2 separate regions of the Homo sapiens genome follow, and region 2 is linked to region 1. A link is a contact called in ENCODE Hi-C or POLR2A ChIA-PET data. All regions are on one chromosome and are shown on one strand. The core of a region is the stretch at or near the end of the contact, and the rest is flanking DNA. Distances in the headings are between cores, read along the strand shown.

Region 1 (4,510 bases), core at 51-2,550:
TAAGATTTGAAATTTACTGAAATGCAAAGGTTTGTTCCTCATTTGGAACCTGCGCTCTGATGCGGACATCTGCTGAGACACCCTTGACTTCTTAATCCAGATGGGACACATGGAGCAGAGACTGTGAGTGCTCTGCCCACAACCCTTGGAAGTCACCGTTTTCTTCTGTTGTGATGGCTCTACTGCAGGCACCTGGAAGTCTCTGCCCACAGCTGAGGAAGCTCTGTGGCTGGGAGTGAGTGCTGAGCAGATCAGACCACAGTGCTGGGGAGTTAATACCCCAGGGCAGCCCTCAGCCAAGGAGGGATGGCAGTGGGTGCACAAACACCCCAGCTGCCTCGCTCTTATGTGGAACAACTTGGATGCCCCCACACAGTCTCTCAGAGGTCCCCAGTGGGATTGCACCATGTATTGGCTGCCTCCCCTTCCTGTCTCACTCCCCTACTCTCCCACATGAACTTTCTGTGATCACTCAACACAGAATAGACTACTTGCATTCGTATTCTGTCTCTGCTACTGGAGGAACCCAAACAATGTTTTTCTTTTTACTATAAATTCAGAGCAGGAAATCCCTGCTGGGATTCGCTCCATCTTAGGCAGTCAGATACCTTCACTACCCGTAGGGCCTTTTCTCCCAGCTGCACTGCTGTCATCCCGAAGGTCTTAGGGAATGGCCACAGAGGGGTCTCTTGTGCTGTTCTGCTCTCATTGAGGTTGTAGTGACCAGAACTGGGCACAGTTTCCCAGTGCCACCTTAGTCTCATCTCTCCCTGACACACACAAAACACCCTTTGTTATCATTTAGGATATAGCTAACAGGATAACATTCACAAGACTGGTGTTTCTCAAACTGGAATGTGCACACGCATGACCTAGGGACCTGGTGAAGGTGCAGGTTCTGATTCAGAGGCATTCCGTAGGGCCTGAGAGTCTGCATTTTTAGCAAACTCCATGGCTGACGGGCAGACCACACTGTGAACAAGGTTCCACTGGAGTGTGAGAGCCCCAACCACAAGACCAATTCTTTCCCAGGTCGGTATATCCAGTGTCTCGTCCAGCTGGCTACATAGTGGGTGCTGAGTTTATATTTGTTAAATTTGGCTCTTGCAATTGATTAACACATCGATTCACTAATTTAATTCAGCTGCCCAGCTTCAAACACGAGAGCAGCAACTGTTTAATGCAAATTTTTTTGATGCAATGTCCTTCTGATGGTGGGAAAGTACATACTGGGAAAGTCATACAGGAACACCACAGAACAATGCAGAGCGTGTGCAGACAGGCAAATTTGGTGTGAGTCATTGTCAACTCACACCATTGTCAACATTATTGAAGACCTGCTACCTTTAGGGTAATAGCCTAACTAGACACCAAAAGAAGCATAAGATATTATTTCTATCCCCCAAAAGGCTTGCAATGTGACTGAAAAAATGAGACAGACAATAAGAAACAAGCATCAGGTGAGTGGTTAAAGACAGTAGTAACCCTGACAACTAGTTTGCTTGATCTAACTCACTTGACATCTCAGTAAGCCCGTCTGATCACTGAACTGATAATACTGTTATTAAAGCCACCTGGCTCTCCTAGACCGCAAACTCTGGTAGTTGCATTTCACAAAATTCAGATTCAACTTCACACGCACCCCATCACAACGCACGTGTGCATATGCCTATGGGCAGATGGGCCCCCTTAATCACATAGGTTTTAATATTTTTATTCGGGGCAAGAGAAAAAAATAATCTTCCTTAAAAACAGGTTCTAATCCACATTCATAGCAGCATTATTTCCCACAGTCAAAAGGTAGAAGCACCCAGTGTCCGCTGATGGATGAATGAATAAGCAAAATGTGGTCTTCTCATACAATGGAATATTATTCAGCCTTAAAAAGGAAGAAAATTATAACATATGCTACAAAAAGGATAAACTTTGAGGACATTAAGCTAAGTGAAATAAGCCAGTTACAGAAGGACAAACACTGTATGATTCCACTTGTAGGAAGTACCGAGAGGAGTCAAACTCATAGAAACAGGAAGCAGAAGGGTAGTTACCAGGGGTTGAGGAAAAGGAGGAATGGGGAATTATTTAATAGATAGAGTTTCAATTCTGCAAGATGAAAGGAGTTCTGGAAATGGATGGTGGTGATGGTTGCACAACAATATGAATGTACTTAATGCCACAGAATTGTACATTTAAAAATGTTTAAAATGTGACTGGGCATGGTGGCTCATGTCTGTAATCTCAGCACTTTCAGAAGTCAAGGCAGGAAGATGGCTTGAGCCTAGGAGTTTGAGAACAGCCTGGGCAACACAGTGAGACACCATCACTAAAGTGCTTAAAATGGTGAGCTTAAAAAACATGGTTAAAAATGCTTAAAATGGTAAATTTTATGTTATGTATGCTTTATCACAATTAAAAAAAAAACAGTAAGATCTGAGAGCTACAGTGTGAACAACGACAACAAAACAGAATCCCTAGAAAATAACTTCATAGAAAACAAGGTAGAAGAGTTTCTTTTTGTTTATGAATATATGTCATGGAGACCTTCTCTTGAGAAAATGATCTATACGAACCCATCTCCAGCTTCTAAATTCTGGGCTCCTCCAAGAAAATGACAGTAATCAGAGGCAAAGCCCAGGAGGGCCCTAACTGTGAAGAGGACCTCGCAGCACTTTCTCTGGACCCATGCGCATGGACTGAGGCTCAGCCTGTGCACCGCACGCTCATGGCACCTCTTGATGCTGTGGACAACATGCAGCTTCCTCAGCTGTGCCTTTCCCACACCCCGGGGTTTTCCATTTCCTAGTGACATCAAACATTCAGGATGGAGAAGAAAAACCTGCTGTTCACCCAAAAAGGTGGTTAGAAATGACCATCCCGGCGTGGTCGTGGTAGCTCACGCCTGTAATCCCAGCACTTTGGGAGGCTGAGGCGAGTGGATCACTTGAGCTCAGGAGTTTGAGACTGGCCTGGCCAACATGGTGAAACCCCGTCTCTACTAAAAATACAAAAATTAGCTGGGCATGGTGGCAGGCGCCTGTAATCCCAGCTATTTGGGAGGCTGAGACAGTGGAATCGTTTGAACTCCGGAGGCGGAAGTTGCAGTGAGCCGAAATCGCAGCATGGCACTCCAGCCTGGGCGATGGGAGTGAGACTTCATCTCAAAAAAAAAAAAAAAAAAAAGAAAAAGAAAAAGAAAAAAGAAATGACCATCCCAGCAATGGATGCAGGGGCTTTTCCTGATGGGAACAGGCCTCCTGGAGCCAGGTGAACTGGCTGAGATGCCCCTGGAGAGGGGTCTGGCCTGGTAAAAAGCATGGACCTGCAGCAGGAGACCAAATCAGGTTCTGGGGTGGTGAGAGCACAGTTGAACCCCAGGCTTCCTTCCTTTGTGTCTTTAAGCAATGCTCATATGAAATGTGTCTATGTGAAAGCCCTTTCCCTGTTCTGGGTCACAGCATTTTGACTCAGATGAGAAACTTGTCTGGGTCCAGTTGACGTGTACTTGAGGAGTCCTGGAGTTAAGGCTGAGTTTTAGAATCTGCTTTTCATGTTTAGCTTAATTCAATTATGAAAACACATCAAATGGCTACTCTGAAATGGGTAGAAGAGGCCACAGGAGTCCACAGGGCCAGGAAGTAAAACCTGAACTAAAAGGGAGCCCTGTAGATCCTTCCATCAAAACCACAGACAGCCCCTGTCTTGTGGACCCATAGCCATGGCTGGCTGCACATCTGTACGCTGGGCTCACCCACGCGATTCACCTATTCTGATAACAAAGAGATTCATTTTGTAAAAAATGTCACATACAAATGCCATTCAAAGCCAGTAACAGGTATGTTGACTTTGTGGAAATTCACTAAGCTGGATATTGACGTGAGCACTTTCTGCATGTATGTGACACTGAAGCAAAAATTCACGGAATGAAATGAGTGAGACAGGACCATTTGGAGGCCAAAGAATCATGACAACTAAATGCAGTGAGGCAAAGAAATAGGAAAAGAAATAGTATAAGGACATGACCAGAGCAATGAACAAGCTCTGAAAATGAGCTGTGGGTTAGAGAGGAGTGTTATATTAGTGTTATCAGTGTGTGTATAATAGCTTTTTGGCTTGTGTCTTTTACTTACTGTTTGTGCAAGAGAATGTCCTTGTTCCTCAGAAATACACAAGGAGGATTTAGAGATAAGGTGGTGTGGTCGCAGGTGTGTCTCCAATGTATTTTCAGATGGTTCAGAAAACAGACTACATATGTAGCTATATAGAGACAAAATTATCTATTTATGTAAAATATTGACATATTTGGGCCAGGCGCGGTGGCTCAACGCCTGTAATCCCAGCACTTTGGGAGGCCAAGGCGCACAGATCATCTGAGGTCAGGAGTTCGAGACCAGCCTGGCCAACATGGTGAAATCCTGTCTCTACTAAAAAAATTAAAAAATTAGCTGGGCAAGGTGGTGCATGCCTGTAATCCCAGCTACTCAGGAGGCTGAGGCAGGAGAATTGCTTGAAA
Region 2 (4,390 bases), core at 843-3,342, 120 kb before region 1:
TCAGTGACTGATAGGAGGTGAGGATGGGAAGGTAGGGAGTTGGAATAATAATGCACAGATGTATGGCTTTTGCTACTGGGTGAATATTATGTAAAGATCGTTAAACGTTTTCTTAAGTGTAAGACTGCACAATGTAGTTGGAGACACTGAACATCTTGGTTGGCTATAGAGGAGCTGTGCTTAGATTTTTAGAATGTTTTTCTACCAGTTTAGTTCTCACTGAGCTACAGTTGCTGCTTACTCACTCCCAGTCTTTCAGACCCAGCCCTTGTTCTTTCTGTAGTAGACTTTGATGTTATTTTGTAAAATGGAGGTAATCATCCGGATTTCCAGTAAAAATTCTTCACTCTGATATGTGAGTATATCACCCACGTTTGCTTATCTTTTCATTTTTTATTTCTGTAGTCTGATGCAGGCTGGGAAGAATACTTTGATTACATCTTTCCAGAAGATGCTGCCAACCAACCTAACCTCAAACTCCTGGCCATGGCCAAACTGTGGAAGAAACAGCAGCAGGAAAAGGAGGATGCTGAGCACCATCCAGATGAGGACGTCGATGAGAGTGAATCCTGATCTTTTTTTCATAGACAAATGTTTTGTTATTTTTATAAATTAATTGTTTGGAACTCTTGTGACTCCTGGAAGTTCTTATATATTTCACCAGTAAGAAATTGATTGGTATCTTTGATGGCTACTTTTTAAGTTATTTTTTAAATGCTCTTGGGTTAGCTAGGGGTAGGGATTGCAAGTAAAGGACTTTTTTAACTGCTGGATTTGTTTTTCCAACTGAGTCCAAACTTTTCTAATGTCTGTCCACATCATGCATTAGGAAATGTAATTAAGGTAACATTCTACAGTTACTTTTCATGTCATACCCATAAAGATAGTTTATGCATTCATCTGAAATGTGTAACTTTTTCATGTCTTCAGAGTCACAGACTTGAGTTCATTTCCCAGCTCTGCCACTCATGATTATATAACTTAATTTTCATTTTCCTCATTCACAAAATGGGCCAATAGTTTGACAGCTCATTTTGAAGATTACATTATAAAAGGAATATACCTGGTGGGTGCATAGTAAGTGCTCAGTAAATTGTTTGTTCTAAGCCACTTTTAAAAATGGTTTCATTCCTTGTAGAATTGAATGCGAGTGGATTAATAATTTACCTTACTTTCTTACTAGTGTCCAGTTATATTGTTTTTTAGAACAACACTTGGAAAATAATTTGCAGTGATTATATTTCTGAACAAGGTTCAGAAAACATTGTTTACTAAGAATTTAGTCTAATAATTTCAGTTAGGCGCTCATCAGTTCTCCAGAGTGGTTGAGTTTGTAATACCTTGTTTAAAGAATAATGGCTTGTTCACGTGTGTGCTATGAAAAATGATGTCCCATGTTCACATAAATTTGGGAAATTCTGGACTAAGACTTAAGTCTCGTTAATCAAATCTCTTTATAGTTAGGCTTCTGTACATTATGTATCTCCAGTAGCAATGTTGCCATATTATTTATTTCCCAAACTTAGTGGACAATGGAGTCATTTCTACCTAGAGTACCAGTAAACATCTCCCAGTGTGCTATAGTAGAAAATGTCTACTCCTCACTGCTGACATGTTAAACTTACTCTTGGTTTAGAGCATGTGTAGAAACACCTAAGGTAGCTCTATGCTAAATAATGAAGAGTAGCACAAGAATGAATGTATTTGCTGATACGTTGCTCACATTCTCAAGCAAAAATTCAACTGCATTAACCGATCTGAGAGTTTTCCTTTAACCTGGACTGTGTTTCTCAAGCACATTTTTTCTTTGTTCACTGCCCAAGGACTAGAACTGTATTTTTAAGGTTGTTTTCCCCTAAAAGGACCTTTAGTAAGCAAATTTATTATTAAATGTGCACATCTTATTCACCCAAGGGAATAAAAGCTACTTCGTAATGTTGTTACTAAATTTTATCTTGAAAATAAATAACAGTGTTTGAGGACAGAAGAAACTAGGACTGTTGTTGAGATAAAATCTGTTTTCAGCCTGACTGCTTTAGTCACTGGACGAGCATCAGCTACTGCGGTGTCAGATCACTTCTCGAGTAGAGGTCTGCCTAGTGAGTGAGCAGGAGAACATCATCTTAATAGCCTTTGGCTCACCCAGAGTCAGGGAGAGATGAAAATAATAGGTCAGAATGCAAGTGACTTAATCACAGTCTTCCTAGAATTATCTGTTTATGTTGCATGAATGCATAAGAAAAAAATTCTGTCATGTTCCCAAGGTAGAATTGTAATAAGCATGTGCCAGTGTGAAAGCTGGAAGGAAAAAAGCTATTCTCTAACAGGAGAACATAAAGATTCATTTCTCTCCCACCCTCAACTCCACCAAAGTAAATCCTTTCGATAGTAAAAGTTTAATAATTTCTTGTGGGTTTTTCTTTCGTTAAGTCTTTCACTAACTAACTAACTGGATATTTTCACATATTACAGAGGAAGACACTACACATAAAATACATGGTTGGCCTATGATATAGTTATATGGCCTTTCTTTAGGAATTATGTTCTTTTCCCTCTCCAAAAAAAAAAAAAACCTCAAGTTTTTTTTTTTTTTTTTTGGCTTTTTAGAAGGGCAGGATTTAAGCAAAGCATTGTGAAGAGGAGAAAAGATCTAGGACTAACAAACAAACAGTATAATGGTATGAACGCAGGTGACTGGGAAGAATTTACTACACGATAAGAAGGGAGCTTCTTAAGTATGCTGGACAGTGATTGCTTCAAGTGTGCATTTTTAAAATACTACGTATGGAAGTCACAATTTAATTAAACGTATCTTAAATGATGATGACCTTTCACAATCCTGATTTTTTTTTTTTTTTTTTTTCTTGAGGCAGGGTCTTACTCTGTTGCCCGGGCTGGAGTGCAGTGGGACGATCTCAGCTCACTGCAACCTCCACCTCCAGGGTTCAAGCAATTCTTGTGCTTCAGCTTCTGCATAGCTGGGATGCCCAGCTAATTTTTGTATTTTTTTTAGTATAGATTTTGGCCAGGCTGGTCTCAAACTCCTGACCTCAAGCAATCAGCCTGCCTTGGCCTCCCAAAGTACTGGGATTACAATCTGATTTAGTTTTACAAATGACTAACAAACTTCAGAAAACATTCATAGAGTCAATAATGTATTATACATCTTAGATTTATACATTTCATATATGCTTTTAAAGCTTCAATTAACAGTTCAATACAAAATTTAAAAACAAATATATGCAGCAGTGGTTCTCAGGCACAGAACTGAGGAGGAGACTGGAGCAAGTCTTTTCCCTAGCATACATACAGTGAATACTATGAACCATGAGAGTGGTATGTTTCCTTCTGACCTAGCTGCCTTTTTGATTGAATTTTGTTACAATGAACAGCTTTAATAGGTATGATATTGCTAACTGGAAACAATGAGATTTAAAATAAATTGATAACCTGTATTTTCTTGAAGTCTTTAAGACCTAAAATGATTACTTTTCTCCTAATAGAGCTCCAGAATCATCCAATGAAAATAATATTGTCCATAAAGCATCTAGAGTATCTGCCTAAGAACCACTGCCCAGGGTTATTCAATGTCTTCAGGCCTCACAGGATGAGGTAATGGTATGATGGATTTCTTCTCAGTATCCCTGGAAAGTGCTTTCCTCATATCTGTAAAGAAGCAAAGTTTAATATAAACACCCAAAAAATGTATTATATCAAATGTAAAGTGTATAGGTAAAGTTCCCATAAGAGGTTTTATCCCTACCCCCACTTCACCATATTCTAAGCAAAATGTATTTATAAATGTCTCCCAATTGCCAAGTGTACCAGATGCTAACCAGACCTCACCCAGTATTCAGCTCACAATACACGTTTTCTTGTTAGCAAAATAATATGTATGTAACAGAGTGAAACAGTAAGGTACAGAAATTAACCATTGGTTAGTTAATAGGTAAGTTAATTACTACTACTAATAGGTTGATAAAGGTAGGTTGAGGGAAATTTAAATTTTAAAGTCAAATATTCTACATTTATTAAAATAATCAAATACTACAATCTGTAGAAAGAATGTAACTGTTTCGACTTCTTGGGGATACTGCCATGGAAGGGAGCTTACCATAAGCGTCCTCATCAGGCTCCCCGTTGCTGGCCGAATAGTACTCTATGACCGTCCTATATACACTGTAGCCCAACTGCTTGTACATGTTAACTGCAACTTGGTTAGATACTCTTACAAAGAGATCCACAAAAAATCCACCCTTTCTTTAAAAGAAAAACAAAAAAGGAAAATGTTAGAATGTGAGAAACCCTAGAAAGTAATAGATACATATTTTTTTTAAAACGTGTTTTTACCTTGCTTTGACTACTACTCAGAATGGTAGTAATAGGACCT

The links. A loop is a pair of places that touch in the nucleus more often than their neighbours do. ChIA-PET counts read pairs that join two places held with the same protein, here RNA polymerase II (POLR2A). Pooled maps may share reads with other maps.
Region 2: POLR2A ChIA-PET joins it to region 1 with 10 read pairs in A549. The contact joins two enhancer-like sites. A Hi-C loop is called at or near these places in 1 of 37 single-sample maps with no recorded cell type and 1 of 50 pooled maps. POLR2A ChIA-PET finds 5 or more read pairs at or near these places in 4 of 52 experiments (A549, GM10248, PC-9 and 1 more).

The regions. Positions count from the first base shown.
Region 1 is chr20:19,911,146-19,915,655 of GRCh38, reverse strand. All of the region lies in intron 3 of RIN2 (Ras and Rab interactor 2), which reads right to left. Among named protein-coding and RNA genes, the nearest start is that of NAA20, 100 kb to the left of the region's middle. RefSeq lists enhancers at 104-173, 3,655-3,704. Within about 2 kb of position 1,300, at least 10 of the 41 ENCODE cell types and tissues checked have a DNase peak (open chromatin) inside an H3K27ac peak, as active enhancers do.
Region 2 is chr20:20,032,378-20,036,767 of GRCh38, reverse strand. NAA20 (N-alpha-acetyltransferase 20, NatB catalytic subunit) reads right to left here. Exons shown (of 6, transcript NM_016100.5): 5 at 4,115-4,260; 6 at 3,113-3,666. The coding sequence ends at 3,581. CRNKL1 (crooked neck pre-mRNA splicing factor 1) reads left to right here. Exons shown (of 14, transcript NM_001278628.2): 14 at 406-2,400. The coding sequence ends at 573. Among named protein-coding and RNA genes, the nearest start is that of NAA20, 17 kb to the right of the region's middle. Within about 2 kb of position 2,092, at least 2 of the 41 ENCODE cell types and tissues checked have a DNase peak (open chromatin) inside an H3K27ac peak, as active enhancers do.